Regions from separate parts of the Homo sapiens genome. Here regions 1 and 3 are each linked to region 2. The links are chromatin loops, found by intact Hi-C in ENCODE. Cell type or tissue: MCF 10A. All regions are shown on one strand. Each heading gives the region's core, and the rest is flanking DNA. Links, peaks and the distances in the headings are about the cores only. Region 1 has its middle 140 kb from the start of NETO1-DT. Region 2 overlaps NETO1 (neuropilin and tolloid like 1). Region 3 has its middle 130 kb from the start of LINC02864.

What was found. A loop is a pair of places that touch in the nucleus more often than their neighbours do. Peaks named below come from ENCODE experiments on the same cell type or tissue, not always from the same donor. Only the 100,000 strongest peaks of a DNase experiment are listed, where the experiment ranks them.
Region 1: it touches region 2 in a loop (4-fold over the local background); 2 of 110 quality-filtered maps call a loop at or near these places.
Region 3: it touches region 2 in a loop (4-fold over the local background); 3 of 110 quality-filtered maps call a loop at or near these places.

What each region holds. Positions count from the first base shown.
Region 1 is chr18:73,000,762-73,011,833 of GRCh38, forward strand. No RefSeq gene overlaps it. Among named protein-coding and RNA genes, the nearest start is that of NETO1-DT, 140 kb to the left of the region's middle. In MCF 10A, for the core only: no CTCF peak of the experiment used is centred there; DNase peaks (open chromatin) are centred at 5,770 and 7,060.
Region 2 is chr18:72,827,911-72,838,982 of GRCh38, forward strand. All of the region lies in intron 4 of NETO1 (neuropilin and tolloid like 1), which reads right to left. Among named protein-coding and RNA genes, the nearest start is that of MIR548AV, 20 kb to the right of the region's middle. In MCF 10A, for the core only: no CTCF peak of the experiment used is centred there; a DNase peak (open chromatin) is centred at 5,721.
Region 3 is chr18:73,130,249-73,141,320 of GRCh38, forward strand. No RefSeq gene overlaps it. Among named protein-coding and RNA genes, the nearest start is that of LINC02864, 130 kb to the right of the region's middle. In MCF 10A, for the core only: a CTCF peak has its summit at 6,092 (motif pointing left); no DNase peak of the experiment used is centred there.

The sequences.
Region 1 (11,072 bases), core at 4,585-7,084, 170 kb after region 2:
TGTGATGTTTCCAAAGCAAAGGATTATGATTAATTACATATTGATATTTTCTTTTAAATATATTTATTTAAATGTCATTTAAAACATTTATAAGATTATCGTTGAATAATCAAAATTTTGTTTATTTGAATGAATAGAAAATCCATCTTTATACTGAGACTACACTGAGAAAAAATCTGAAAAAAAAAGAGACGGTAATTCTAATATTTTAACACACAATTTTAATGTTGCAAAATAATTGCTGATTTGCGACGTGGTTTTCTGTTTCTGGTTGAATGTCTCAAAGTAGAACATTTTTATTGTGTTTTTCTTCAGTTCTCCAGTTTAATCACTGTTATTTTTAAAATTAGATATGGTATCTTTCATATGAAGTCTTATTGATTCAGGGCCAATTGATCTGCCTACATACCAGAAACAAAATAATAGAATTCAACAAAATTTAAAACAACAATATGAAGAATCAGTAACTTTTCTTTCTCCATCTGATTTCAGAAAGTTTTCCTGAACTTCAGACTTTGGCATCTGTGGCACTGCAAATACCTTGCTGAGAGTGTCACTCACTGTGTCTATCACATTGTAAGCGTGGGTTACAAAAATATTTTGATGGAAGGTTTGTGATTATATCACAGCCAAAATGTGAGAGAGAAGTAAGGTATTGGGTACCAAATGTTTCAGACTTGTAGAAATAGAGAAATGAGGCAGAATGGGGGGAGCAGGGTCTTGATGACAAAGCCTGCTTGCTGTTCAGGTCTTCTTCACCTCAGCCTGGGATGCCTGAGTATTTTGATTATTTTGAATTTGGCATGTTTAAATAGATATACTTTTTCCACTTCATAGTTATTGCTTTATATGAATCTATGAAAAGGAGATTGTCTGTTCTGAAAAATAATGATGTGTGAATGTGAAGTGAGATGTAGAATTTTGCCAGGATTTTAATTCAGAAGTCGTAATAAAGTATATATAGAATTTTCTGAAAATTACATTAAAAAACATTTCCTCCAAAATGGTATAAGTCTATTTGTAAAATCTATATGTATATATATATATATATATATATATATATATATATATATATATATACACACATACCAAAAAATGTTTGCACTTCCTAAAACATTTTAAGGCATCATTATTGATAATTGAAGGTTAAAATAAATGAGGAAATTTCATGACATGTATCTATATCTATCTATCATCTATCTCTGTTTATAATAGGAGATAACTACATAAAATATTTGAACTCATCAATGTTAGATATACTAGAGAAATAAAGAAATTAGAAGTAGTGCTGAGAGTGATTCTGGTGGTTCAGAAGCCACACTGACTAGCAATACTTTATATGAAAAAATAACAAAATAATATTTTACTTTTATCCTGTTTTATGCTCTGAAGTTTCAATAAATATCACACCTAATAACTAACATGATAATCTTCATCATTAATTAATTAATTAAATTTTTTTTTGGCGGAGTCTCACTCTGTCGCCCAGGCTGAAGTGCAGTGGCGTGATCTTGGCTCACTGCAACCTCAGCCTCCTGAGTTCAAGCAATTCTCCTGCCTCAGCCTGCAGAGCAGCTGGGACTACAGGTGCACACCACCATGCTCAGCTAATTTTTGTTAGGACTATCATGCAGTTTGTATTTTTTAACTCTGAGTAATTGGCCAAAATTAATTTAAAGGAATCATGTTTTCTGTATATGCATATTCCTCCTGGATAGAACATCACCGACTGTTTTGTCCTAACATCAACGACTATGTTCCCTTTATGTTAGATGTAGCATAGTGATATTAATGGCTTTCTCAGGAAAACACATGACTTTTCAGATGACTTGAATAAACACTCAACATTTAATATATTAATACTTACAGATAATGTTTAACAATGGACAATCTTGTCTTTGCGGGGCAAAGGCACAATGCAGTCTGCATCGGTATGTGGGGAAAATTGTGCATGGTTGGAACAAATATCATTCTTTAATTATGTGAAGGATCATCCTCCCCTATTATAGCTAAATTGATTATCTGAATTTTCTTTCAGGTATAGTTGAATACTATAACCATGTTTGTAGATTAAGCAACAACTGCCTTATTCCAGACAGTAAAATGAGAAATGTAAAATGGCAACAATGTTAAAGACAACAGTTGATATATTCTATAAGCAGATGATTCTATAATGCCTATTTTAAATGCTAGGATATTTTCCTATTTATATACAAGAATGAATACTGATTGCAAATATTTGATGTAACGGCTTTCCGTATTTCTAATAAGAAATTACTGAAACTAGTACCTATGGTAGAACTATCATATTATTTCATATAACCTGGTTCAAGCTTATTTAGTGGCCCTAGCAGAATACTCTTCTTTGGAAGTTACAAATATCTGTTTAAGAAGGTTATATCTGAGGGTTTTGGGCAGTCTATATTCTTTAAATGACATACTAAGTCTGTTCTGGTTGGTAATTTGAACAGGGAAGCTCCACCATTATTTCCCATTCTTTCAAGCATCACTTTCTAGAATTCTAATACAACATTTCTATATGTTCGCTGGGATTCACAGCTTGTCAAATTATTAAATTTTCTCCATCTTTGCTAGTTGACCTGACCATTAAAATGTAAAAAATGAGTCTTCATGTATTTAATAACTGCCAATATATTCTGAAGTTGAAATGCAGAATATATTCTATACCTTGCAAGTTCCTCGGTGAATTTGAAGACTATTTTCTTAGCCTAAGACCTGTAGAAAGCAGCGACTGAGACTAAGCTTTATTACTCATACTTCAGTGGAAGGTGGAACCCCAGGATAGCAAGAGTAGGGGTTATGAGGCAGAATAGCATGGGGAGCAATGCAGGTCCCACATCATTATGCTGGTCACTGCCTCACGAGAGGCTATAGAATGACCCGTTGCGTGTCCAGCAAGCACACGTGTGCTGCCTTCAACATCATCTCGAGAACAGAGACACTGCCTTATGGCATGGGAGTCTATACAGTGAGGAAGTGCAGAGATGAGCTAGAAACATGGCGAATGATATTGGCCAGCCACAGACAGTGAGACTGAAGAGACTAAACAAAGTTAATTATCTTTAAGCATCAGCTAAGGCTGAGTGTACTAGTTCATTTTCATGCTTCTATGAAGAAATACCCGAAATTGGGTAATTATAAAGGAAAGAGGTTTAAATGACTGACCGTTCCACATGGCTGGGGAGTCTTCAGGAAACTTACAATCATGGGAGAAGGGGAAGCAAACATGTCCTTTTTCACATGGCAGCAGGAGACAGAAGTGCAGAGTGAAGGGGAAAAGTCCCTTATAAAACCAGCATATCTCATGAGAACTCACTCACTATCATGAGAACAGCATGGGGCGACCCCCTCCATGATCTAATCACCTCCCACAAGGTGCCTCCCCAAGACACAGAGATTACAATTCAAATTATAATTCAAGATGAGATTTGGGTGAGGGCACAGAACCAGAACATATCACTGAGCAAAGCAACACAGTGTTAGGGAGAAATGTGGCCAACAGAAGCTCCAGAGCTGCCTAAGGTAGGTCTGGTATAGACAACACATTAGACTTGGCACTTTGTGACCCTCACATTCCATAATCTTTTCCTAAATGCCCAGGGTATTTCAGTGTTACACTCCACTTTTGCTCTGTGAGTTGCTACCTGGACTTTAGACGCATCCATAGAAAGATTTCTCAACCTGGCTCTGTTGACATTTGGGCATGGACACCGTCTGTTATGGAGCTGTCCTCTATGCATTGTAGGATATTTGCAGCATTCCTGGTCTCTATTCACAAGATGGTAGTAACTCCCCCACCCAAGTTTTGAAAATCAAAAGCATCCTCAGATATTGCTAACTATTGCATGGGTGGCAAAATTGCTTCAGTTGAGAACCACTGATTTATACAACCTACATGCTCATTAGGATCTACCTGTCTAGTCTCCCAATTCCCTAGCCTACCTTTCTGAAGAGATTACCTCTATAATTGTTAAGGATGTTATACACAAGCAGGCTATAATGAACGCAGTGCATTTTGGTTTTCAAGGCATCGTATTCTCCTCATTTTTCCCCTCCTCTTCCCTAAGCACTTATTCCCTGACTTTTTGATACTTATTTTTCTAAGAACCTAAATAATAGGTGAATACAGAGGCCATGTTTACAGATCTGGCTTACTCTCTGCATGTATCAAATTATCTTTGTGAGCTTAATCCCACTATTATAACCATCCCTATTTGAGTGGAGTGACACATGCATAGGCTCTGAATCAGACTGGCTAGTCATGAATCCTAACTTCACCTCTTAGAGCTGCTGGAACCTTAGGGGAGATGTTGACAATAAGTGACAATATCCACCTCTTAAAGTTGTGTCAGAACTACAGGACACAATTAACATCATGAACGCAATATTAATGTAATTGTCATGATACCTGGCATATCTTAAACTGTGAATATTTCCTATTACTCTCATCTCTGTTTATATTCGGATCTCTCACCTGCGCTTTACTCCATAAAACATCTTCATGAGATATGCTCTTATTTCTTGTGAGATCTAAAGATTTTGCTTCTCATTGATCTCATCAAAACAAGCCCACTTTATACTACTTTGCAAGGACACGAGCTTTTGTCTTCTCTCATTTAACAAATTTTGAGATGGCTCTACTGTTAACTTCCACATCTAGTCCTCTTATTCTTTATTTAATACAATGACAACTCATATTTGGATTGTGCTTTACGGTTTTGAAAGCATTTTCAATTTGGTTCTTTCAAAATCCCAGTGACTCAGGAAGGACATGTACATTTGTTATTAATTCAAAAGGAAAAAATGTTATTTAAGAATTATGATGAGGCAGACACTGTTCTGGTTTCCAGACAATGAAAATAATAATCATGGTCCAGATTAGTATAAAGTATCTACCTTGTTACTTTGGCTCTGGGTCACTCCCTCTGTCTTATCCTTCTTCCATGTCACTTCTGGATAATTTTGTCAAAACACACTAGTGTAAAGATCTAAAATCATCCCATATGTTTACATGAGAGTTCTCTAGCACCAGCTTTGAATGTGACTTGTATTTCCCAGTATTTTTCAAAACATTTTAACTCCTAAAACTCCATTTTGGTCAAGTAAGTCTGCTTACTTTCTGTCATATATTCTGGGTTCCTGTAACCATTTTTTCTCCCACTAATACTACTTCGTCTTCCTGAAATTCTGGTTTTAGTCTTTTTGGATTGTGTAAATCCTACATATTATTTACAAGTGCAATTTCCTATGCCTACGCTAGTGCAGGATAGTATTTTTTACATCTGAGCTCTTTACAGTCCTGAGTTTCACACTGTTTAACATGTGATTATTGTCCAATTATTTTATATATTTTAGATTCTGCCTCTTGGGCACGCTGGTAAACCTGGTAAAAGATGGAATCATATATATGAGTACTTTGATACTTACAGATATTTAGAATTTGATGTCTACTTATAAATATCTCCCGGATTAGCATTTGATCTTCCCAGAGATGAAGAATAATGATTTATCCCAAAGAGAAGCTATCATAGAGGAAATTTCAAGTATATTGGTAATCTGGGGTTTGCAGCGTCTCTGAAAACACACCATATGCTATCCACCTCTTCTAGTTAATATTCTTTCTGATCATGCTCATTTTAGACACGATTTTTTTGCCCTCAACAAGGCTGATCACTATAAAACCACTCTCAGAAAGTACTCTTCTTATCGTCTTGGCAGAAAATCTTCTTTCTCCAGCCAAGACAGGAGTTACATCACAACTTCCAGAAATGTGTGACTCATTTACACCTAGTGTTTGGTGTTGTTGTAGGATGTTTTCAAAGGTAAAAGATTAATATTGCATTAGAACATATAGGTATGTCTAGGGTATTTTTATAACTTGATACAAATAAAAACTTTTTGGAGGACTGGGAAAGAAATAGATTTACAATCCTGTAGAATTGGTCCTAGCATAAACAAGTACTTATTTTATTTTATTTTCCTGTCTATAAGAATCACACCTGGTTTTACATGTTATTCTCAGGAAAAGATTGGAAATGACAATGGCAGTTAAGGGTTGCTGTTAGTGTAATTCCAGTTTTCACTTGTGGTATTCTTTTGCCTCAGTCCAAAGCATTTTGGCTTCCAGGTCAATTTCACCTTTCTATTACATACAGTCCATTAAAATATACAAAAAGAACATCTGTGTCAATCAGTTTTGTAAACACAAAGATGCCTTATTTTCTGTCTTCGACAAGAAATTTGAAAGATTTTTCCACTCTGAAAATTTGTCTCTTCTAATAAAATATGCATAAGTTATATAAGTTGAGTTTGATTGTTATTAAAATAAATTACTCTACATTTAGAGATTTTTCAGGACACTTTAAAAATTGAATTATGTATTTTTTTAAGTTTAAAATTGAAATATTTATTTCAGAATTATGTGGCTGAGGTGTTTTCCTGAGTGGTTCCCAAGAATGATACCTCACCACGGATTTTGGCACCTGTGAAGTTAATTTCTATGGCCTTTTCCCATGGTTCGTCAGAACACCAAACCCACATTTCTTGATCATTTCCTCTTTCTGTTTTTAAACGTAAACATCAAATCTCAGGTTCAGATAAAAAGAAGTAAGTAGATGTGGAGGAAGGTGAAAGAGTTTCTCTTTTAGCTAGGGAGCCAAACGTGAGTGTCTGAGTAAAAAGCAGAGAGAAGCTGAATCTGCAGCAGCAGCAGGATTAATCTATGGCCTCTCCTCACTGGGCAGCATCTTAAATTGAAAGTGTTCTCAGGTCACCACGGTTAATGAGTCTTATTTACAAGAAGTAATTTAAGTAGTGACTTAACTTCCACATCATGCAGAACTGTGCCTTGACCTGCAAAGGAAATAAATAAGAGTTGTCTAGGTCTCTGGGGTTACAATGTATGTCCTGTTAACTCATCAAAGGAGCTGGGAGATGAGTAATTATTTCTTCCCCAGTGAACAAGAGGAATAGGAGCCAGGTAACCTACTCAGAAAGGAAAATAACATTCCTGAATGGCCGAATGCTGCTGGTACAATACCATGTGTTAACCACCAAGGCAAAAATGCATTTTGTGACTATGACCTCTGAACCACTGGTTGAAAAGTGAAAAATCCATTAGCCAGCTAAATGTTCTATTTGAGAACTAAGGAAGATTGTGAAATCAGAAGGCTGAGTATGCTTTCCACTTTGGTAGGCTGTTGAGTAGTTGTGATCCCTGACCAATGACTTCTAAGAAAAAGAAGAGAATAAATAATCGGTATGACAGCGGCAGATCTTCCGGTTCCAGCTCTGGAACTTCTTGGCAGCTATGATGAGCATGCTATCTGCCAACTATTCCATAGCGTGAGGTGTCACTGGCAGCAGTGAAGGGGACATGGCAATTAACAATCATCTTTCTGTCATTTGAGTGACAAGGTGAAATTTCTAAAAATTACATGAAGATAGTTCAACATTAAGCATATAAGTTATTTGGAGGCTTCTCAGCTTCTCAAAAATTGACTAACTGATCATTTAAAAGTGATGGCAAATACTCTCAATAAATTATATTTTTACCAATTGAGCTAAGTTCCTTGTTTTGCATGTGATATAACCTAGAATAATATTATTATTTCCTCATTTGTCTCATAAGTAACTCTTCTTCACTGTTATACTCTCAAAACTTCATGTAAGTACTATCTTCTCTGCGAAAGCTTGCCTAACTCCCACTCCCTATACCCTGAACGGAATAAGATGGTTTTCCTTATCCTTCATTTGCTTGTAGGGTGTCTGCCTGTTAATAGAATTTATTATAATACATTTCTATAAATTTGTTTGTTTCCTCTTTTGGTCAAGAACTTTCTCTGTGCAAGTTTGTTGCACAAATGTTGAAGGGATAAACCTTGGTGTCTAGCAAAGTAGACAGTTTTTAAAATTGATGAGCATTTGTTGAATAAAATTAAATAATTTCCTTGTAATCCTACATTTTCTCAACAGCTTGGGTTTACATTTTACTACTCTAAATTCTGATTTTTATATAAGAAGTCATATTCTCAGAAATGTGGTGTGTATGTGTGCATTCTTATAGGTGTGTGTGCACCAAAGTAACTCCTCCCTACGTCCTTCACTGGAAGTCTAGGATAGTTAAACTAATATTTCTGAGTGTACAACTCCAATGTAGAAGTGAAAAGAATGTTGGACTTAGATTTCAACAGTTTGGGAATTATATTTAACTTTCTTCATTCACTAGACATATAAATCTGCAAAAACATCTGAATTGCTCTAAATGTCCATTTCTTCATGTGGAAACTAGTGGTGAAAGTAGTGCCCACCTCAAAGAGTTACTGTGATCATAAGGCGTAAGATTTTTTTTTTCTGAAAATTCTTGATAAAGTGAATCATATCAAAATGAATTTTTTCAGTCACAATCCTTTAGACATACTTTTTAGCAATGAAAGAACTGCATTTTAATTAGCATTTTTATTCCTATATCTCCCATTATACTGAGAACTTCTCAAGGACAAATGCTTTGTTTTCCTAACATTGTAACCCTATGCAGCACATAATAGGTGCTTTAAAAATGTGTTGATTAAGGGATGCACTCAGGACTAAAGAGAACATAGAGAAACAACATAGAGAATGTAGAGAATATGGGGGGAGTGGAGGAGGCAGAATGCTGCGTTCCATACTGGATTGTGTTGTTGAAGTTTCTGGCCACTGCTCTGTAGTCGTGTCTTCACTCGGACACGCTGAGCAGCCTAAGAAAAGGAAGTCGTTATTCTTTAAATGCACAGATTCTCACTGCCTGTGTCTATGAAAAGACAGCAGTGTGACCACTGTCATGTTTGAAGACCAACACAAAAGGAACATCTGTTTAATTTCCAATCTAACTAATTCTGTTAAATTTGGGTGTAGGATTTGGGGTTTATTACAATATATAATTAGTTGCATAACTTAATTAGTAAAGTACTTTTAATTACTCATTTCCAGTTTGTGGTGTCGTATATTATATTTTGTATGCATTTTGGAAGCAGCTTTGGAAAGGAGCTATTAGACGATGAAAAATTGTTTGTCGTAAATTGAACTCCTTAGATCAAAAGGTTTGGTGACAGCTGAGGAAACAGTTGTGATGAGGAGATAAAGTGAGATTTGACTAGAAAGAGGTGCTAAAAGAAAACAGAAATAACAGAAGTTTAGGTTCATAAGAAATAATTGAGGAAGTAGGTCAACGTGAGGATGTGGATCAAAGACCTTATTTCTACACTTTAAGGCTAAGAATATCACTAAGGGAGAGAGAAGATATCTTGAAAATAATAAAAATCTTCAGATTAGGTATCCTCTTATAAACTCATACCCAGATACTGGACTCTACATTGCAAATTTTACTTAATTATTTGAAAATCTGCATTCCAACTGTTGTTTCTGAATTCGACTATGTATGTATCTATATATTTACAGTCTATTTTTCTCTATTAAGTAATTAGTTAACATCCATCATATGTAGGAGACTACAATTTTAGTACGTTAGGAATAAATCAATAGATAACAACACAGTGTTCCAATCCTAAAGTAGTTACCAAATTAACAGAAAGAAAGATAACCACAGGATTCACTATGAGGCTAAATGTACTTTTGATGCAAAGTGGTATTTATTGTAGTGGTTCCCAAATTAGCTGATCTTAAGAATCAACTAGGCAGATTCTAAAATATATAAATTTATTTTGCCACACTAGAGATCTGCTGAAATTTTATAGAAAAGTGGACATTAAGATATAAATAAACTAAAAAAGCAAAAATTGGCCACAAGAGTATGTGGTGGAGCCATAAAAAATTGCAAATCCTTTTTGCAAGATGGTCACTAATAATTACTGATGACAAAATGTAGTGAAGTGAGGGTATTCATGATGAAAATAAAAAGTCCATAAAAACATCTATATGTTCGTTCCTAGATAATTAGAATCTTAGGCAATGTGGAACCATCAATATCTTGGGGATAGCGAGATACTGGGGAAGGACTATCTGTTAGCAAAGACGTAATCATGGTGTCAAGAACAGATAGGAGAATGAGATAGACTGGAGAAAGCTTGCATAACCTTTTAATAATAATTCAGATGAATACAATGGGGGCTGTGTGAATGGACATTATAGAAGGGATTCAGAGGAAGGGTGGCAGGGATGGTTTGAGCTTTCTGGGTTGGAATTTTAGATTAAGGCATTAAGTCAACAAAGACGGGGACATAGAAGGAAAATAATGTGTTTATATTTGGTCATTTTACATGTATACAATATTCACATGGACATATGCAGCAAAAAGCTGTAAATGTTGGTTAGGAGTTAAAGAGAAAAGTGAAAACTTGAGATATAAATTTGAGCATCATTTTAAGATGTGAGATGAAGCACAGACAGCAAATGAGATCAGTGGTACAGATCAGAAATAATATCAAATAAGTGAGAAATGGGGAAAAATTGAGTTAGAGGAAGAAGAGAATAGATGGTCAAGAAGGTAAAAAGGATCATCAGAAGTACGTAAGTGCATTTACTACAAAGCATGATGATAAAGAAAGGTGCTATGAAAAAAAATTAATGGAATGAAGAGTAAGAAGACATAGGATTTGTTACTTAAGAGGAAAATGAAATTCTGTGCTGATAGTAAATGTCAGATGCTTTTGCCTATCCAGAATCCAGCCCTCCTTCTTCAGGTTAACAAGAAGTAGGAAAAAATGTAAATGCTCATCAACCATAGAATGACTGAAAAATACACTTCATCTTCTTGATGTAGTTATAACAGACACTTATGCTGTTAAAAGCTATTAGTCTTCTAGTAATGACACAGAAGGATATGCATACCACATTGGAGTAAAAACGGTAAAAGAAAGCCATTATGAAACAATCATTCATTGCAAAAGTCAAAGCAATGAATGCATTGATGGGCTGAGGCACGTGCACTGAGGGAGTGTAGTGAAGCCCTGGGAGCCGGATCCAGGAGGGGCCAGGGGCTCATGGTGATCCCAGAGAGGCCACAGTCATCTTACAGAGGTCACAGCAGTCCCAAGAGGTCACAGGCTTCCCATAGA
Region 2 (11,072 bases), core at 4,495-6,994:
AGCTATGTTGAAGTTGTTTTGGTCAGATGTTATCTTTTGCTACTTGCAGAAACAGAACAAGCCATATTTGGAGGAAATTTTCCAAAATTAGTCCACGTAAGAGCAATAAATTAAAAATGCAGCCAGGCGTGGTGGCTCACGCCTGTAATCCCAACACTTTGTGAGGCCAAGGCCAGCGGATCACCTGAGCTCAGGAGTTCGAGACCAGCCAGGCCAATATGGCGAAACCCCGTCTCTACTAAATACAAAAATTAGCCAGGTGTGGTGGCACATGCCTGTAATCTTAGCTACTCGGGAAGCTGACGGGGGATAATCGCTTGAACCCAGGAGGCGAAGGTTTCAATGAGCCAAGATCGCACCATTGCACTCCATCCTGGGCAATAGAAGAAGACTGCATCTCAAGAAAAAAAAAAAGCAAATCAAGAGCTCCCAAAACAGAAGCAACATCATCATACATGAGAGCTAGCAGAAGCAACATACAATAAATCTTGGAGTTTGCAATTATCAAACACAGAATACTACTGTAGATATACATGCACTGTTTTAAAAGGAAACATTTGCAAAAATGTAACACAGTAAGAAACTACAAAAACAAAGATATTCAAAGTGAAATTTTCAATAAAATTTTTCAAACTATAATTGAAAGTTGGCAATATTTAAAGAAATAGTAGCTACATTTTTTGACAAGTGATTAAAAATTTGAAGTCACTGATCTAGAAGGTATAATGTATTCTACAAAAGAAATAAACAAAAGGAAATCCATACCTAGACACATGGCAATAGAATTGCTAAACACAGAAGATGAAGATAAAATCTTGAAGCCACAGAAAGAAAAGCCATGTCAATTAAAGGAAATGACAGGATGACTGCAGATATTTCAACAGCGAAAACGAAAGCCAACAGACAGTCAAATAAGGTCTACTAAGATCTGGGAGAAAACACCTGTCAACCTAGAATTGTCAGTTGGCAAAATTATTTCTTACAGTTGAAGGGGAAATGGGAAGATATTTAGAGAATAAGCAAACACTGGAGAATTTAGTCTCCAAGAGAACTGTTCTAAAAAAAAAATCTTAAGAAAGAAAATTACCCCTTAACAGTCTCAAATGCAAGAAAGACCATTCATTTGAGTGACCAAATGAAATGGGAAAAAGGAACACTCCAATTACCTTATTACAGCACAACTTATATTAGAAATTATAAACAAAAATAATTTCACTCAGAAATTGAAAAACACAATCATTATAAAAAAAGAATGGATTGAAGAAGACATTTTAAAAGACTTAGGATTAAATGGTAGTGCAAGGCATTAGATAACATCTAAATAAGCGAATAATCATACCATCTACTTTGTTCATGAAATTTAAGTCTCAAAACACTAAAAATGCAAACTTTCCTCAAGCTGATCTATAGACCAACCAAAATCTCAATCTTGATTTTCCTTAAAGAAACTTAAAAAGTTAATTATTAACTGTTTTCAGGATAAAGAGAAAAAAATATCTAATATACTCCAATCAGTTATTCAATCTTATTATGATATTATGTATCATTATTATCATTACTGCTATGATAGCAGTTTTACAATCTTAACAACTTTACCTGGACACACCTGGCATTTTCTGAACACTATGAAATTTAAATGTATATTTAAATGTATATCACATTAGGTTCTACAGTAGCTGTTAAAATAGTTCTATGCTTGGTTTACCCCAAATATATGCTTAATTTTTAGAATACAAGCTAATTAGCTGCTCCTTTGCCAAAAGATAAACTGAAAGAATATGGAATAATAAGAACAGAATAAAAACTCTAAGTAACAAAATAATATTTTGGGGGCACCTCTTAAATGGAGGGAGTACAGTGTTCACGCTGGTGCTCTAAGCTGGGTGTGCGAGACAGAGCTGCTCTTGCTTTCCTGTTCTGTCATATCAGTGCATCTCTAAAGGCAACACACCATATATAAGTATGAAGTTCTGGCTTCAGACAAAACTGCATTACCCTAGGATTGACTCAGCAGGTTGGCACACTTCTGAATATATTCGCAGTGTATCCACAGAGGAAAATAATAAACTTCACTCACAAAAAGAGACACAGACTCTTGGTTATACAAATAAAGGTTCAAGATAAAGGGATTTGGGGTGGATCATAGTGTGTGTCTGTGAGATTGCCTCAATTCAGGCCCACATCTACCTATGTGGCTGAAATATGAAGGAAGTACTATAAAACCTATGGCTTTATCATCATAGAGGATCATGCATGTAAGCCGTCCACAGCATAGAGGAAGCGGCGGCACAGGGAAGGAAGCAGCCCTCCCAAGAGACGGGAACAGCAGTGCTATCTTGGTGCCGGCTTGCGAGAGTAGGCATGGTGCTAACAAAATTGGCAAAGGCTGTTGAGGCTGCAGCCACACACTCAGCACCCTGGACAGCGTCCAAACCCCAGAAACGGGTTGGCAGGGAGGCCACAACTTCAGAGACATCAGTAGCGCCACATGTGTTTTCAGAAAAATTTTGTGAGATCACCTTTGCTGGGCGGTGAAAGGGACCAGGGCATCTAAACAAGGAGTCCAAAAAACAAACACAAATGACAAAAATAACAATGATCATAAGGTCTGAGGGTTGGCTTACAATTCCTCAATGAACAGATGTATTACAGAAGACTGCCAGAATTTTTTAGGAGCAGCTTTTGGTGTGGAGGTAGGATGTGGTGGGGAGGGGATGGATTTCTCCAGGTTACAGGCAAAGCATATGAAAATCTGTCTTAATCCTGATTCCTAGTTGAACTGAGTCTTGCATAAAGCAACAAAAGATGAATTTTAACCACCTCCACTTTGACTGCATTTTCCCTCAAATTCACCATCTCCTCTTTCTTAATCCTTCCATCACAAGATTCCTTTCACAGAAAAGGTTTCCGAAAGATTATGCTACACTTATGGGTTCCAGTTGTTCACTTTTTATCCCCTATTTTCTTCTCTGAACATTGAGTTTTCATTTACCACTGCAGGAAAAACTGTACTTGATAGGGTTGTCAATTATGCCTTCTGACTGCAAAATCTTCTTGATGAGGTATACTATTACCTCATCAAGGTAACAGAATATGTCTCTTCCTCTTGGTTTTCAAGACCCCCTTACCCCACTACCTGATACTTCACTGTGCTCTTCTGGCCAGCCATTTCAGTATTTATTTCTGGCTCCTCAAACAACAGCCCATCTATTCACTTGCCAGCAAACCTACTCAGATGGTCTGTCTTCGTCCTTCTCGATATTTCTTAGCTGAGCAATACCATCCACATCCATGATTTCTACCACCACCTCCATACCAGTGACTAACACATCTGATTCCACAGACCACATCTTCTAACAATGTAAAATCCTATTTAACAACTGAAGCCACAACAATGAATGAAAATGATCTATTTCTTCATAGAATTACAGTCTGGTGTGTCAGATAAAAGACACTGGGTTAACTCCACTTCCATATCTCAAAGGTACCTCAAATGAAAGATGTAGCAATATAACTCACTGTCTCTTCCTTCAGACAATCAGACAGCATATGTTATAAATTTTAACATCTCTGTAATTCTGAAGCTGTATCTCCCTGTGCATATTCAATGCTACCACTAGTACTTTAATTCACCTGGACATCTTTTACAGCTTCCCAACTCATCAACAATTCCACCCTCTCCCAATATACTTTCTATCTTGTGATCCAATGGTGATTCTATGTCTCAAATGTGATAATTTTCGTATCTAAAATATTTTGGCAGTTTCATTGTTTCAAGACTAAACTCAATTAGATTAGCATAAAAAACACTCACATACATCTTGTATAACTTTTCCAAACATATTCCTCATTACGTTTCTGTGCAAAGCTTTTATTTCACGCAAACTAAATCACTTGCAATTTTTGTGGTGGAAAAGCAATGCCAGTATTTGTCTTTGGGTATTGTAGTCATATAGTTTAGAACTTCCCTTTCATGCCTTCTTCCTAGGTAACTCTTCTAAGTGCTTCAATATAAGTGTTGGTGTTGTCTCTTGAAAGTGTTATTCTATATTGTAGCATAGTTTGAGTTAAAGGCCCTTACTTCCTTAAAGTGATGTACTTATCTTTATTATGACAAAATCACATGGTACTCCCTGTTTCCCTAAGTAGGATATAAATAGTGTCTGATTTTCAATTATTTGTTAACTCTAGTGCTTAGCACATTAGTAAATGAATAATTGATAGATGAATTGGATGATATATTCAGAATTCTTGCTAATTCTCCAATTTCCTAATTCTTAAAATTTGAGGCCATATAAAATAATTTGTAATTCTTAAAAAAGTAGAATAAAAATCACCCTAAAATTTATTTAAAAATTCCACAACAGCACTCTAAAAAATTTAATATGACTCAAAATATTTTGGGAAAAACATTATTGTTTGTAACAGTTAGTAAGTCTCAGGTCTGAAATTAGAGAAAGGTGCATTACACTCATAAAGATCAAGTTTTTTTCTTTTTCCCCCTCAGTGATATAAACCCTTCAGATTTTATTTACCTACATTTATCTCTCAGGAAAAACCACTTCTAAATAATACTTCAAAAGAATTAAAAAATAGCCAAGTAGTCCTCTTTAGATTTTATTAACCCATACATTGCAATAAGCAGATCTTACGACTCTGTCTCTTGAGCTTCTAGGTAACATCTGGTAGTTGATGTGTCTAAGTCCTGTTACACAACATTTTCTGGCTTCTTAGTGTCATCCAAGGGATTGATGTTTGACTAGACTAACCCAATTTATTCTGCCTGCTGCTCTCATTTGTATAGGCTGCTATTAATGGACAGGCTGAAGTATGGTTGATTACAATTCACTTTTTAGTACCAAACTTTATAGTGTTGAGGTTTATATGCATATTTTCACATGTATAGTAGAGCAGTGTAATAAACATACAGATTTATACACAAATTAATCATAATCATGTTTTCTGAACAGACAGATACACTTTATAAAAAATTGTCTCATAATTTATATAGTCTAGAATTCAGGCTTCTATTTCCAAAATGGATGACATTTTTAGAAGGCTATGTAAATGTCTCTAATGCTCTTCATATTCTCAACACTCAGTTGAAAAATGGGTCATCAATTCAAGAGATGGACTGTAGTCTCCATAGTCTCCACACAGCTCTAACCTATTACTTTTGTGAATTCAACTTAAAGACTCCATATATATGTTATTTAAATTCTCTGTAATCATCGGTAGAACTGGAGGAAACTTTGACGCATCTGTATATTGATACATCCATACAAAACAGCTTTCCCAAAATATGAATCTACCGTTTTTCACTGCCAAGCTGTTTGAGTCATAGATATTTCTGACATTTAAGCACTTCACCTGGTTAAATCCTCCTACTTTAGATCTGTACTTGAATGCTAATATTTCAAGAAGACTTTCTCTGACCTCTAGGCCGTTAAGTTATTTTGCTGTATTCTCTGATATCATCCTATTTTCTCCAGTATGACCCCAAATGCTTTATTCTACTTTAATGTCACATTTCCCACTAAACTACAAGCTCTATCTTCTTCATTCTAATCTGCCCTATTTTGAACCATGCTTGCACCATAATAATTCTGAAGTAAAACTGGTTTAGTAAATGAATTCTGACTCCATTACCGTCTCTCACTAACTCCCTGTTGCTCAATGCTTTTCTGACTCTCACGACATCCCCGAACCCAACTACAGGCCTGCCACATTGCTCATACTCTCCTATTATCTCAGGTTCTCAGTAGTGGGGTGAGAACCAGAAGAGGATATGACTCAGGGATGGCATGGAATTTTTGTCGTGCATATATCCGCTGACTTTCAAAAACTGAAAAATTAATGCCTTCTTTGGGGGCCTACTAAACTAGTCTTCATTTTAAAACAACTGTGTACAACTGAAGACTCTAAACGTCCCTGCACGAAATAGCTGGTGTAGCATCCCCATACAAAACATTATTATATATCTCATTAACTAGCTCAATTTCTTTCTTGAAAATATGTATTTTCACACTTACGACTTCCACCTCTTTAACATTCCTATGATAAATTAGCAAGTCCAAAGTGAATACAACATTTTAACACCCAACCTACAAGAGACAGATATATTTTCATTTAGATACTCGTTTTATTATTTAAAGAAAGGCTTAGTTGTGTTACTTGTATTATTGTCTTGGCAGACTTTAAAATCAATACTCTGGTATTTAGAGCTTCGGACAATATTTTTGTTTAAAAAACATTTTAATATTTTAATAAAATACAACATATATGCATATTAGTGTACTGTAAAATACGTATTAATTGCAAAATAAGTTTTAACTATCCTTAAAATGATAATATTGACTATCCCTACAATAATAACAGAAAAAATTTCATAAATGACAAAACTGTAGTTTAACCAGTTACTTTTTAGAAAGAAAGGAAAAGAGACATTAAATAGGTAAAGGTTTAGAAACCAGATAATAGATTTAATGAAGGGAGTATAAGAAAATTTCACTGAAATTTAAAAAGAACACAGAAAAACATATCTGGGGCAAACAGCAATTTCATTTTTAAATTATGTGACACTTAAGAAAGTTAATCAACTATTCTGAATATTAATTACTATATATAATATAAAAGCAATGAAAATCATGTAGTAATCTATTTCACAACACTATTACTCAGATCAAAGTCATGTTGGAGCTACAGGAAATTTATGTTTATAATTACTTAATTCATTTATGTATTTTTAGTTCTTCAGTCATCTTCAACTTTCTCTCGGAATGGGCGAATAATAATACGCTCTCTTCAGCTTTTACTGTTTGATTGTTTGAGCAAAATGTGTTAAATACATGTTAATTCCCAGTCCATGGCGATAAGAAACTAAAGCAAAACTCCTCAGCTGAAGAATTCACAATATTTTGGGGAGAGTGGAGACTATTATAATAAAAAGATTGTAATACAAGAATAAATTATCGAAAAAGATTATATAATTATAATCTTTTAATATCATATATAAAATAACATTTAAAATAATATATTACATAAAACAATATAATTTAACACAATATTACATAAAATATAATATTATATTAAAAGATTATAATACAAGAAGTCCCTCACATAGGAGAATGGTGAGGAAAGGAATCCTGGGGAAAATTGAACCTTCATCTGGGTTTCAAGGTAGGAGTTCTAATTTACTAAGTCCGAATATGTGGCAAACTTTCTCCAGAAAGATTGAGCAAACAGCATTTTCAAGGGCACAAATCGTGGTGCACCTGGAGATCAGCATGTGTGCTTCAAGATGGTGTTAGATCAACGTTCTGGGCACCACAGCATCCAGAGATGAGATGATGGAGAAGGAGAGATCACGAAACACTCTGTAGATCCTGCTAAGGAGTTTGCCTTTTATTCTGGAGGCAAAGAGGTAATTAAAGAAGTTTAATTAGACCAGTATATGATCAGGCATGAATTGTAGGAAGTCCACTTTAACAGCTGTTTGGGTAATACAGGAGGAGCAAATCCAAAGTAGGAATACAAGTTAAAACTCCTGTTTATTCTATTCTAGTAACTCAGGTATGAAATTAGGAAAGCCTGAATTAGTGCTGAGGTAGAAAGCTAAGACATAGATTCAAGGAATAATTAGAAAGCCTTTCTGAAGGATGTAGAGGTGAAATGAGAAGGAAGAATGATGGGTATTTCTACGGTTTATTGTTTGGTGAGCCCGAAGTTGGCAGAACCATTACTCCAAATATAAATGCAGAACAAAAGCATTACCTTCTTGCAAAAATATTGATATTCTTAAATTTGAGGAAGAAATGGGACATTCAAGTAAAAACTGCAGTAACTGTAGAAATAAATGGGTGAGAAGAAAATTATATTTCATGTATATTCTTCCACGTGTCGACACTATAACTAATGTTTGGAAAACACATATGATTTATGGTTACTTCCTTAGAAATCCCACAGGGTCGTGAGAGGAAAACAAATAAATACGTAAAGAGATAATTACAACACAGTGTGAGAGGGCAACAAGAAACATGCATATCTCTTACAGTGATAACACTGAGACGGGGCAGCTTCTTGGCCTTGACGTAGGAAGAGGGAAGGGGTAAAAGGAACGGAATGACTCAAGGAGTAGTATTCAGGGAAAATTCATAAAAGACAGAATTTCTCAAGTAGGCCATCTTCCAGTACTTGGATTTGAGCACAGCCCATGCTGTAGACTCACCGCCTTCTTTTAGAGCCCAGACGTGCCCTGCTGCTTCTCACCTCTGAGCAAAAATTTTGCACAGGCTGTTTCCACTGCCCAGGGTGCTCCCCCTTTCTCTGCCAGCCCGTGATCCACCATTCTTCTGCGTGGTTGACTTCCATCAACCTATCAACCTCAACTTGAAGTCTCTTTTTCAGGGAAGTCTTATACTTATCTCATAAGTTAGTTCAGGTACACTTGTCATACTCTCCTTATACATTTTCTTCTTCTCCTTTACCCCACTTATTGTAACTTTAATTAATGATTTAAATATGTGACTTAATATTTCTAACTGAGGTTCTTAAGACTGAGGTCCACATTGGTCTGGATATTCACCGTGTTCCCAGTACCTAGTACAGTAGAAGCTTACATAGAACAAGTACATAATATTTATCTGATTAATAAATGTATAAATAAATGAACGAGTTAAGAAGGACATCACAGGCAGGATAAACATAAACCAAAGCACAGAATATTTATATTGCAAATCGTTTTGCATGAATGGAGGACTTGTTTCAGAGGGAGGATACTGAAGGAAGGCTGGTTGTACAGACAGGGATGAGAGTGTTAAAGCCCTTGATTGTCATGGTAAGAAACGGTATACTAAGCTACTGAGCAATTTTAATCCGGGGATGGATACAATCAGATTTTTGTTTCGTGTATCTCGGATCTAACTCTGCTACATCAATAGAAAAGATGTTTGAAAGAAAGGAGATAGCTATTAAATTTGATCAGGTGAGATACTGGGTACAAAAACAAATGTAATGCCTGTAGGAATGGAGAAAAGGAAAAGCACATGAGAAGTTTTAGAATGCAGATCCCCCAGGAATCCGTGATTGACTGAAGATAGAAGGAAAAGGATAAGTCAAATATGTCTCGTGTGATGTGGACTTGAATTTCCGTGTAAATATTGTGCTAATCTTCAATAAATCAAGATGTATTATTGTTCAACAGAATAATAATATTCTATTGTTCACAAGAGAATATTGTGCTATTGTTCAATAAACAGGAAAAAACTTGTGCTTGGGGTATTTTTCAGAATGTGGCATTCATTTGGGGATCTGGGGCAAATGAGCGCAAGTTTGGACATCATAAACATGTGCAGGGTACATCTAGGGAATTCCTGGTACATAGCTCTGAATTCTGAATTGAATTTCCATAGAAAATGCAGTAAGATAAATAAGCGAATGCCAAGTGGTCTGGATATAAGAAAAAGTAATCATTGCATTGGTCAGTAAAATAAAAACTGAGTCAAAGTATTATTCTTCCTTACGGTGACAATATCTGTGACTAAACCTAATTAATCATTTTGATTTTCATAGGACGAACTGCACAGAAGTTAACAGCAACGGTTTAGAGTCAGACAACACAAGATGGAAATTTTTAGGCTGCAATTTTTAAAGTGGCTGATTTTTGGTCAAAGTTTCTTAGCTTTCCCAAGCTTCTATTTTCTTAATTATAATATAGGAATATAGTTATATATGTAACTGATTTACTGAACTTATCTCTATGGTATTCAAAGAATAATAATATTACTTTATTTCCAATTATATGCTCTGGCTAATGTAGAATTTCCTTTTCCTTGTCCTTGAATGAGAGCTTGGGGGGATCCTATAGATTTTCAGTTCTTAAAAAACAAACACCACCACCAACAAAAACCTTTTAGGACTCACTTTCTGATAGTAAAGCTGCGTAAGAGCCAACAGCCACACAAAACATTCTCCCTCCCCATCACCATCCTCTATGACAGGTATCTCTACAATAGCTACACAAAACATTCTCCGTCCCCATCACCATCCCCTATGACAGGTATCTCTACAATAGCCACACAAAACATTCTCCCTCCCCATCACCATCCCCTATGACAGGTATCTCTACAATAGCCACACAAAACATTCTCCGTCCCCATCACCATCCCCTATGACAGGTATCTCTATGAGAGACCTACAGAAAGAAAAAGGAAACAAGCCTGTCCTCCTTCTTCCTGGTTCCCTCACCCCTCTCATCTTCTGCAACTCCCTAGCTAAGAAAGAGGTTAAAGACAAAGGAGAAAAAGTTTGTACCTTTAGCTGGTGATATCTGTGGTTAACTCTAGGCTTCAGATGAATACATTGTGAGTGGCAGGTATTTACATCACGGTTCTCACTCAGAGGACATAGTTATGTGAGCACTTTGGACTCCTTCCTGACCAATTCTCTTTGACTGACATCTTAAGATGAGTCTTGTGACATCTCTAGGTTTCATCTCCCTGATATGCCACCTGGATGGGCAGGTTCTTTCAAGATGGTTTCAGCAGTGACCACTTGGCTTGTAGGTAACTTATACATTATTGTTAAACCAAGAGGTGGTAGTACAGGCTTGACTTAGTGCTTCCTGCACACTTCTACTGTCATCCCAGGCTCCTCCGCCCAGACTCCAGCCTGTGAAATTTTTCTAGTAAGAAGTGGGCACCATTCCCTTTGCTTGTATGCTTCTAAACCCTAAGGCATGAACTCTCTTGTTGCACTGTTCCAGTGCATCTTGGTGCTACTGGTTCTCTTAGAGAATCCCTAGCCAGGATAAAAATGCTTCTACTCTAAGACTTTGTAAATTTCAGTTTTCCATTTAATAAAGCCTATTGGAAAGTTAAAAGTTAAATATGAAGCACAAACTCATTTACTTAAATTTTATTCAACAATTGTCTTTAGAATTTTAGGAAGTTTTTTTATTTACCTATTTCTCTCAACCGTAAAGTTTTCATTAAAATTTTGGAGCAACAGGGAAAATTAAACTCTGCTATACTCATGATAATTATTCATCCTTCAGGATTGTTTTAGAAGCTAAA
Region 3 (11,072 bases), core at 4,883-7,382, 300 kb after region 2:
TCATTAATCGTCAACAAAAATGTGCAATATCACTATTTATTCATCAGAACGACTAAATATGTTTTTTTAATTTAAGACAGCAAATTTTGAATAGTATGGAACAGCTTGAACTCTCACATATTTCTGGTGGATGTGTGGAATGCAGTAATGTTGGAAATTTGCTTGGCATCTTAAAAAAGAAGCCTTTAAATAAAGCTAAATACAAAACTATGATACAACAAATCTACTTGTAGGTCTATACAAAAAATAAATTACTCTGTATGTCCACAAGGACTGTATAGTCCGTCTGCCCGGCTGGCACAATATTAATAAAATCACACAAATTAGTTGCTTAAACAATAGAAATGTATTGCTCACAGTTCTGGATGCTGGGATGTTCAAAATCAATGTGTCAGCTAATTGAAATTTAGGTGAGGGCTCTCTTCCTAGCTTATAGATAGCTGCTTTCTTACTGTATGTGTGCATGGCAGCAAGAGAGAGAGAGAGGACACACGCACACACACACACACACACACACACACACAGGGTGAAACAGCGAGCACAACCACTCTCCTGTTTCACTAGTTGCTATGGTATTAATGGGACCCCCAATTTCATGTGTTGGAAACTTAATCCATGATGCAATAGTGTTGGGTGGTGGGATTAAATGGGAGGTGTTTGGGTCATAAAGTCTTTGTCCTCATGAACAGATTAATGCCTTTATAAAATGGCTTGTGGGGGTGAGTTCCCTCTCTCTCTCTCTCTCTCTCTCTTTTTTTTTTTTTTTTTCAGAAGGAATCTCACTCTGTTGCCCAGGCTGGAGTACAGTGGCATGATCTCGGCTCACTGCAATCTCTGCCTCCCTGGTTCAAGCAATTCTCCTGCCTCAGCCTCCCGAGTAGCTGGGACTACAGGCGTGTGCCACCATACCCAGCTAATTTTTGTATTTTTTAGTAGAGATGGGGTTTCACCATACTGGCCAGGCTGGTCTCACACTTCTGACCTTATGATCAGCCTGCCTCGGCCTCCCAAAGTGCTGGGATTATAGGCGTGAGCCACCACGCCTGGCTGTGAGTTCTCCGTCTTATGTTCTTCTGCCATGTGGGGACCCTATGTTCATCCCCTTTTGCCACTTCCACCTGCTACCAGGTAAGAAACCAGCGAGAAAACCTGCACCAGATGCTGGTACCTTGATATTAAATGTCCTAGTCTTCAGGGCTATGATAAATATATTTCTGTTCTTTATAAATTACTTAGTCTCAGGAATTCTTTTATAGCAACACAAAATGCACTAAGACACTAATCTATCAGGCCAGGGCCCCACCCTTATGAACTGATTTAACCTTAATTACCTCAGGATAAACCCTACCTTCGAATACTCACATTGAGGGTCTAAACCTATAAACTTTATGGGGACACAATTCAGTTCTTAGCAAAAACCAATATTAAAATGTTCATAGCAACTTCATCTAGCTTAAAACTAGAAATAACCCAAATATTCATCAGAGGAATTGACTAGCAGCCCATTTGGTCATTAGTATACTCAGAGAATAGAATACCATACAGCAATAAAAAGAATAAATTATTGACCCATGGAATAACATGACTGACTCTCACTCTCAAATATATTGTGATGAGCAAAAGTAGCTACAAAATATTACAGGCAAAAGAACATGCAAATAAAATAGTTTTAGAAGTCAGAATAGTGGTGACCATGGAATAGGGGTGGAATTGAGAAAGGGAAACAAAATACATAAGAATTGGAAAGATTAAAAGGTTTTGTTTTCATAGGGCTACTGTCAGGAGATGAATTGTGTCCTCCTAATATTCATAGGTTGACATCCTAAATCCAGAAGCTCAGAATGTGACTGTATTTGGAGATGGTGGTCTTAAAGAAGTATTTAGGATACAGTGAAGTGAAGTCCCGAGGTGGGCCTAATCCAATATGACTGTTGTCCTCGTGACAAGAGATTAGGTTACAGAAATGTACAGAAGAAAGACCAGCTGAAGACACAGGGAGAAGATGGACATCAACATGAGAGAGGCTTCAGAAGAAAACAACCCTGTGGACCCCTTGATCTTGGACTTTTAGCCTTCAGACTGTGAGAAAATAAATTGCTGGTGTTTAAGCCACCCAGAGTGGTACATTTTTATAGCGGCCCCAGGAAACAAATACAGCTACATGAAACTACTTTACTCATTATTTATGATTACTTATATAAAGCTCTGGTAATTAGGATAGAGGGTATTTGGTGTAGAAAGGGAAGATTCAGTAATGGAAGGGAAAAATGGACTCACCAAAATACCACTCCCATTTGAAAATGCCATTGAAAAGATATGATGTTGCCTAGCAAGGCAGGAAAGCATGGATGTTTAATAAAGTGGTTCACATTAATACACCATCCATATGGAGAAACAACAGAACTTCTATCTTAAATCACAAATTCAACTTCAGCTTTATTAAAGATCTAATTGTAAATGTCAAAAGCATAATAAAATATTTTAAAAATAATATGGAAGAATATCCTTACTCCTTTGGATAGGAAAGCATTTCTAATACATGGCAGCTCAAGAAGCATAAACCACAAAAGAAAAGAAGGAAATGTTTGAGAATATTAATGTTAAGAAATTCTGCTCCTTAATGTAGACCATAAATTAAATGGAAATAAAAGTCACACATTTACAAAAGATATTTTCATCCCATAAAACTGATATTTACTCTTCTTCTGAATAGATAAACATGCCAGTGAGTCTTTAACCACACACACACACACACACACACACACACACACACACACACACACGCACGCAATCACACAAAACACTTGAATTTTAGAGGAAAGGAAACAAAAGTGGTCAATAAACATACAAAAACTTGCACTGCTTCATTATTAATCAGGGAAATGCAAATTAAAACCACATGAGGCAATAGTTCATGCTCACAGATTGACAATTACTAGTGTTTCTGAATTATCAAGTGCATGAAAGGATTTGCAGCAATCACAACTGTTTACATATCACTGCTCTGAATCTACATCACACACACAACCTGAAAACAATTTGCCATTATCTAGCCACGCCGAAGAGGAACCAATCCTGTAAGCCAACCATTCCATTATTTCATGAATAGTTGTAAACATGCCCCCAGGAAACAGGTAGGAGAGTGTTTCTAAACACACCATGTGTCAAAAAATCTGACGATGAAAACAAGTAACAATAAAAACTGGTAATAATAGAATGAAAAATAATATTACAAGTTCATAAAATTGTAACACCACTGTGAAAATGAATGACTTATGTCTACATGTACTGACATTTTTTCAGTAAAATTTTGGTTCAACAAATAAAGCTACTGAAAAATAATTTTAATATGAATCAAATTATTTTCAGTTACAAACAAGCAAAAGAAAACTATATTTAGAAATACAAAATATAAAGTAAATACAATGAATAATTAGCGCAATGTGAACACCACTTCTTTTTCTAAGGAATAAAAATGTTTATTTTATGTAAAATCATCTAATTCTCACATAAAATTGTGTTATTGTTATTATTATAACAAAGTCAATAAGGTTATCTGTTTTACTGTTGTTCATGCTTCTAGCATGTAAGAGTGAGCATACGTGTGGACCACAGGCAAAAAGACGATCCCTATAAACAGGAATTTTGCCTCATTGTCCTGATTACCTGACAAGCATCTAGCAGGGTGCCCAGAAAAATAATATTTTTGAATGAATTGAATTATCTGAATAAATGAAAAGAACAAAAACAGAAAAAGTTCTGACATTACATTTCAATGATCTGCACGATTGTAAAGGAATCCTCCTAAGGCAGAAGAGACAAAGGGCTTCAAAGCTAATGACAATGATGTCTGTATTACCAAAATTGTTATCAGATTCTTGCAATGTTAATCTTTGGACAATTTACTTCATTATAGAACCTTATTCCTAGTCAACATTTAAAAAAAATTAAAAAATTAATATACCTTAGTGCTAAAATGACCATAACTTAGACAATTTAAATTTGTTTATATTTCAGAATATCATCATCATGAAATGGTTCTGATTATAGTTTATAAACATCAAGATGACATCTTAGTCAACTGGGCACACCAGGATTGTTGTCAATTGTTATTGTGCAAACTTTAAGAAATTTTACTAATGTTCTATAAAATATAGACTGTTCAATTATAAATGTATGAAAATACAACTATTATCTCCCAGTTTTTGAGCAATTACATAATGTTGAATGTGAATCTGTTTGTCACGTCCTGTAACAAGTTAAAGTTATCTTTTTGGTAATCAAACAATAAACATTTAAGACCGGGCGCGGTGGCTCACGCCTGTAATCCCAGCACTTTGGGAGACCAAGGCGGGAGGATCACGAGGTCAGGGGATCGAGACTATCCTGACTAACGCGGTGAAACCCCGTCTCTACTAAAAATACAAAAAATTAGCCAGGCGTGGTGGTGGGCACCTGTAGTCCCAGCTACTCGGGAGGCTGAGGCAGGAGAATGGCGTGAACCCGGGAGGCGGAGCTTGCAGTGAGCTGAGATCGCACCACTGCACTCCAGCCTGGGAGACAGAGCGAGACTCCGTCTAAAAAAAACAAAACGAAACGAAACAAAACATTTAAAAATGAAGAAAAAAAATCAACAATATAAAGATTTCCACCATATAAAGTTCTTAAGAGTAAATAATAAAAGTCCCCCTTCAGTGTCATTGTCCCACTTCCTTCTTTTTCTTCTGTTGGAAACAGCGTGCATCCCTCCAGACCTTTTACTGTCCATTTATGCTTAGAATTGGTAAATTCAAAAATACGATTGAGATACATATTTTTCGTTTAGATAAATATGATAATATCATAGATATGTTTCTAAAACTCACTGTAATTCTTCATTTGATGCATTTTGGAGATTGTCATTTGGTGTTATTTTATTAATCAACTCTATTCTATTTAATTTCAGCAAAGTGTCTTACCCACATTTGAGCTATCCTTCTACTGATGAATATGCTTGCTGTTTTTGTTGCACCATTAGCAAATGCTGCATAATATCCTTTTGTGTGTCTGTGTGTGCACCGAAGTTAATATTTCTGTAGGATCTCTCATGCAGATGTGTAATTGTTAAGCAAATTTTAATAAATACAATCAAATTGCTCTCCCAAAAAGCTTTTGCAATATTTGTTCTCAATATTTTGTCAACATTGTATATTATCAATCTGTTGGGTAAAACAAGATAATTTTTAGTTTTTCCATGCTTCTAGTGACTAGTGAGTACCAACATAATTTTACATGTTTAATAGACAACTGTGGATTTAGTAAATTGCCTCTTCATTTACTTTATTCAGTTTTTACTTTGGTTGGTTTTCTTTTCCCTTGTCTATTTGTGGGAACTATTTATAAGTTAAGAATGTTAATTTTTTTTCTTTTCTAAAAAACATGTTTATAGTCTAGCAGGTATCTTAAATAATATTAGTACAAATTGAATATTTTTAATTTAAACACTTTAATTATATAGCTATATATTTTCTACCACTCATTTTTATTGCCTGATACGGTGTTCTAGTCCCCTAGGGTGGGCAAGAAGAGAACTAAGGATATTGTAACAATGCTCCTGGACTGCCTTTGTGCTTAGAAAAGAGTAGAGGCTGTCAAGAAGTGTTTTTGACCAGAATCTGTCTATGAGGCAGCTCTGCTGTTGGGCAGCTCTGCTGTTCTAGTTGAAACTTGATCTATTTCTCTTTGTAATTACAACGGGTTCATGTTGAAGAGCCATCTTTTGTAGTATTATGTACACTTAAGTATCAGTATGCAGGTATGGATAATTCAACTATAATATATATATAGTTTTTATAGACATGCAAACTAATTAATGTTCCAAAATATAATTTCTATAGGAAATCCATTCTAAGTCACAAATAAACACATAATGAATATACAATTTGAATTTGTCTTAATCATTAGTTAAGATTTGGGGAGATGAATGCAAATTAAATTAATGCAGTATTTCATTTAAAACTAGCTTTGTTGGCTATATACTTTTTTAGAGTTTTTGTCTTTACAGGGACACTAAAGCTGCTTTAACTTTATATCACCATCTAGTGGCAGAGCATATACTTCTTAGAAGGAGACAGTAGAAGAAGACTGAAAATTAAAAGTAACCATGAAAGTTACAGAAATACAAATATCACATGTTCTCACTCATAAGAGGGTGTTACAAACGGTGTACAACTGGATGTAGAGAGTGTGATGATGGACCCCGGAGACTTGGAAGGGCACAAGTGAGAAGAAGTGGAAGCTGAGAAATTACTTACTGAATACAATGTACGTTATTCAGGTGAGGAATACCCTAAACTCCTGACGTGACCACCACATATGTAACAAAATTGCACTCCTTCCACAACAATTTATATAAATTTTTTAAAGTAGGGATTTTATGACGGCTTTATCATATTGGAAAAAAAGTTCTCCAAATATCAGGCATACACATATTCAGAAAATGAATTGAGGGTTAATTAGTTAGTTATACTTCTGATTTAAGTATGCATATTTGTTTCTATTAGTACAGAAATTCAAGAGAAAAATTATTTAAATTTATTCATTTTAATTTATATTATATTGAGTATCCCTTATACCACAAACTTTTACATTCAAAGGGCCATTTTGTTTTTATGGATATATTCTACAGAGCAGTTTAAAGCTGTTGCTATTTACTGCCTACCTGGCTTTGTAATTCTTTTGATGAGAATTTTTAAAACTATTATCTCTCATGAAGCCATATTATCTAGTGTTTTCTTTCCAATAATATTACTGGAAAAATATTAAGGGTACTAAATTAGGTGAATAAGTGGATTTTTAAGTATTAGGAAGAAAGAAAAAACTGAATTTTACTAATAATTCAATTTCTAGTATATCATTGAATGAAAAAATTGTTTTAAATACAGTCTTTTTTCATCAAATGTGGAGTTATTTTACAAGTGTCGTTCTTTGCTTGCTTCCAATTTCCTTTGTTAGCATATGCTGACTTCTCTGTTGTCTTTCACTAACCTAGCATTATCTTATGATAAACAGAGGAGAATTGCCTAAACACTTTTTTCTTTTAATTTTGGAGACTTTATCTGCAATATAAATAGTCTTTATGTTACAGTCGTCATGTCATCATTTTGTAGTTCTAGAAAGATTCTACTCCAGAGCTCCTGCGTTGCCATTCCTACAGGTATCTCTGTGCCTTTCTTTACTGAAGGGGAAAGGCATGCTTTTAAAATCACGCCGTAGAGATGTGCAACGTGGAAGTCCCGCATTTGATACTGTGGGCATGTCTTTGCCTTGCCTGTAGTGACCAGCAAGGTAGCGACAAGTCCTTTAGTAAAATCTTGTAACATGAAAAATTGGGCAGGTTTGGAAAGCCTTCTAAGAGTGACACCAAATTAACGAAGTAATGTATGCTATGATTCGCTAAAGATTCCTTGCTGAGATAGACACTTTGAGGTGAAGCTCAAACAGTTATTTTCAAAGTGAAATTTTATTAAATAGACCTAAGTTGCAATTATGCTAACATTATAATTATTCTAACTGCTAATTCACTTTCAAATATAAACACAATACAGTCATCTGTCAGAATTATATTCATAAATCATGGGACCCAGCAGGATCCACAGACAAATGTGCACTTTAATAGGAAAAAGTGCTGTGAAAGTAAAATAAGTTTCATGTTGCAGCCAGTAAATGCATTACAGCCTAAGTTCCAAGAGGAGGCTTGTCACAGCAAACTCATTATGTAGAAAGTATAAACGGACTTGGCATAATAACGGTATGAATTTGGAAGAAAAGTGAAATTATAAGGTATAATTATTGCCTTGTCCTATAGATTCTACAGAAAATGCATCGAGTCAAATCTATTCAGTAGTATTTCTCAGATGCTTAAATGCCTTGATAAAATATGTCAAGGTATTATTTAAATCGTTGTATTATTTTAATCATATGCGGTTTGGTAGGCCAAATAATATATAAACACAGGCAAAGTTAGGTTGCATGTTATTCACATTTATTTTTAATTTTCCTAATGAACTCTAATCTTTATAGTAATAGTATTTTGCATTCTTTCGTTAAATTAACACCAGGAGTATCAAAATGCAGCATTATCTGTAATATGGTTAATTGACAATTTATATGTATATAATATATATATATAACACATTAAAATATAAGTTTATTTAAAGGTATGTATTTAACTGTAAGATTAAACATCAATATTTTGTTATATATGCATAGGCATAAAATATGTGTTTACAAGTACATGGCTACATTAATTCATTTCAGAATGCATTTCTCTGTAATGGGATCCAGTGATAAATAGGACAAAGTTTCTGCCTCAAATAAACAGATAGTATAGATGATTTGACATTATGGTGATTGATAAAAAGAAGTTAAACAGGGCAATAAGCTATCTCATGGGGAAGGGAGGCCTCACATTTTGAAGGGAATTTCAAAGAATGTGTGGACCAATTGCAAAACACCAAGACTGTAACCAACCCTGCTAAAGACCTACACAGCAGCCACAGTTTTCAGTACAGTACGGTATTAGTCCATTCTCACATTGCTATAAAGAACTACCGAGAACTTAAAGTATAATAAAAAATAAATAAATAAAAATAAATAAATAAAAAAGAATTACCTGAGACTGGGTAATTTATAAAGAAAAGAGGTTTAATTGACTCACAGTTCTGCAGGCTATACAAGCAGCATAGCTGGAGAGGCCCAAGGAAACTTACAATCATGGCAGAAGGTGGAGTAGAAGGAGGCACGTCTTACGTGGCTGGAGAGGGAGAAAGAGGGTGACAGGGAAGGTGCCCCACACTTTTAAACAATCAGATCACTTGAGCTCTCATTCACTATCCTAAGAACAGCAAGTGGGAAGTCTGCCCCCATGATCCAATCACCTCCCACCAGACCCCTCCTCCGACACTGGGGATTAAAATTGGACAAAAGGTTTGGGTGGGGACGCAAATCCAAACCATATCAAGTACTTAAAGGACTTTCAGCTTCGTCTTTGTTTTTGGTCCCTAAATATTTACCCTTTTTTAAATGAGCTTAGTCATATATTCACACAATTAAAAATTAAAGTATTTATCTAGCATTTCTTATAATTTTAAGCAAGTAGTTTTGCTCTAACCCAACAGTCTAATATTTCCAGAAACAATATTTTAGTATACACTTCTCTTTACAAAATTTCCAAATGTCTTCTTTCTGTCTTTCATCTTCTGTCTTCTTTCTCTCTTTCTTTCTTGTTTTTTTTTTTTTTTTTTTTGAGACGGGGTCTCATTCAGTCTCCCAGGCTGAAGCTGTGGTGTGATCTTAGCTCACTGCAATCTCCGCCTCCCATGCTCAATCAATCCTCCCACCTCAGCCTCCCAAGTAGCTGGGATTACAGGAGCATGCCGCCATGTCTGGCTAATTTTTGTGTTTTTAGTAGAGACGGGGTTTTTCTATGCTGCCCAGGCTGGTCTCAAACTCCTGGCCTCAAGCAATCCAACCACCTCAGCCTCTCAAAGTCCTAGGTCCAAATGTATCTTTGAAGCTACACTCTTCAAATTTAATATGAAACTAAGAATAAAAGACAGCTATGATACAAAGTTATCCTCAATAAGATAGAACTTCTACTTTAATGCCAATACATTGCCTCTGTGTCTCAAAACTGAGCTGTTCACAGAATCTATAATTTTTATTGTGTTCTTTAAACTCAATAAAGAAAGATTCTTTGCTTCATAGGATTTCTGTTGAATAAAATGTCACTTAAATGAACTTTTACCCAATAGTAACAATGTGTATATAGTATATTTTCTTAAAATGTGAATAAAATTTTAAGAATATACAGTCCTATATTAGGAAATTCAATGTTGGGAATTTAGGTTTTGCAAATTGTTTAATACTAAGTAGCTTTTAAAGATAACTAAATATCAGCATTTAAAAATCTTTAAGTGTTCACAATCAAATATATCAAAGCAGATTAAGTAACAATCAAAATCTGTGACTAATGTCATTTCTTAACAACTTACCACATTATTTTAAAATAAAAATTTGTTGTAGATGACATTATTTGAATATTTGTATCAGAATGTATCATGAACCTTTTTATAGCCATTGTTTGCATACTCTGAACTTATGGTGTCCAATAGTAGTGACCATGGACCACTTGAACTGTGGCTAGGGCAACTGAAGAGCTTATATTTTCATTTTATTTTACTTAAATTTAAATTTAAAGAAAAAACTGGCACTTTGAGTCATTGGGAAACTTTTAATTATGTTTGCAGCAAAATAGGTATGTGAATCAACAAATTTTGACTATGAATTTATAAAATTTACATACAGATCAAGTATTTTAAGTGAATGATAAATATTAAAGTGTGCAATAAGTATTTTACTTTTATTTTCAAATTTTTATTAGCAACAGAATCTCACTCTGTCTCCCAGGCTACAATGGTGTGATCATAGCTCACAGTAACCTTAAACTCCTGGGCTCGAGTGATTCCCTCACCTCAGTCTCCTGAGTAGCTGAGATTACAGGTAAGCACCACCATGCCCAGCTAATTTTTAAAATTTTTTTTGTAGAAATGAGTTCTCACTATGTTCCTCAGGCTGTCAGATTTTTAAAACAATATGAAAAAATAATATAAAATATTTCATTATTAATATATCACATTAATTACATTTTGAGTGACAATTTATATATTGAATTATATATTTTAAATTGAATTGAAGATTTTTACTACTTAAAAAGAAATTTTAAAAATTCAAAATACACATGTAGATCATATTTTATTTTCTTCAGAGTTTCCTCAGAGTTGCTTTAAGCTATAGTTTAGAAATTACAGGCCAGTATTTGTCAAATTCCTCTATTCTGTAGGTATTTGAGTATAATTCCTCCTGTTATTGACCTAAGATGTAATGCATTCAAATAGAATAGAATATGAAGAATTCAAAAACTGAGATATTAACTTCTTGTTTTCCACAGAATTAATTCATTTACAAAGTTTAATTGTTGTGCTTTGAAAATTGAATATGGTACTCTTCTGTCTTTTTTTCCGAGGTTCTTC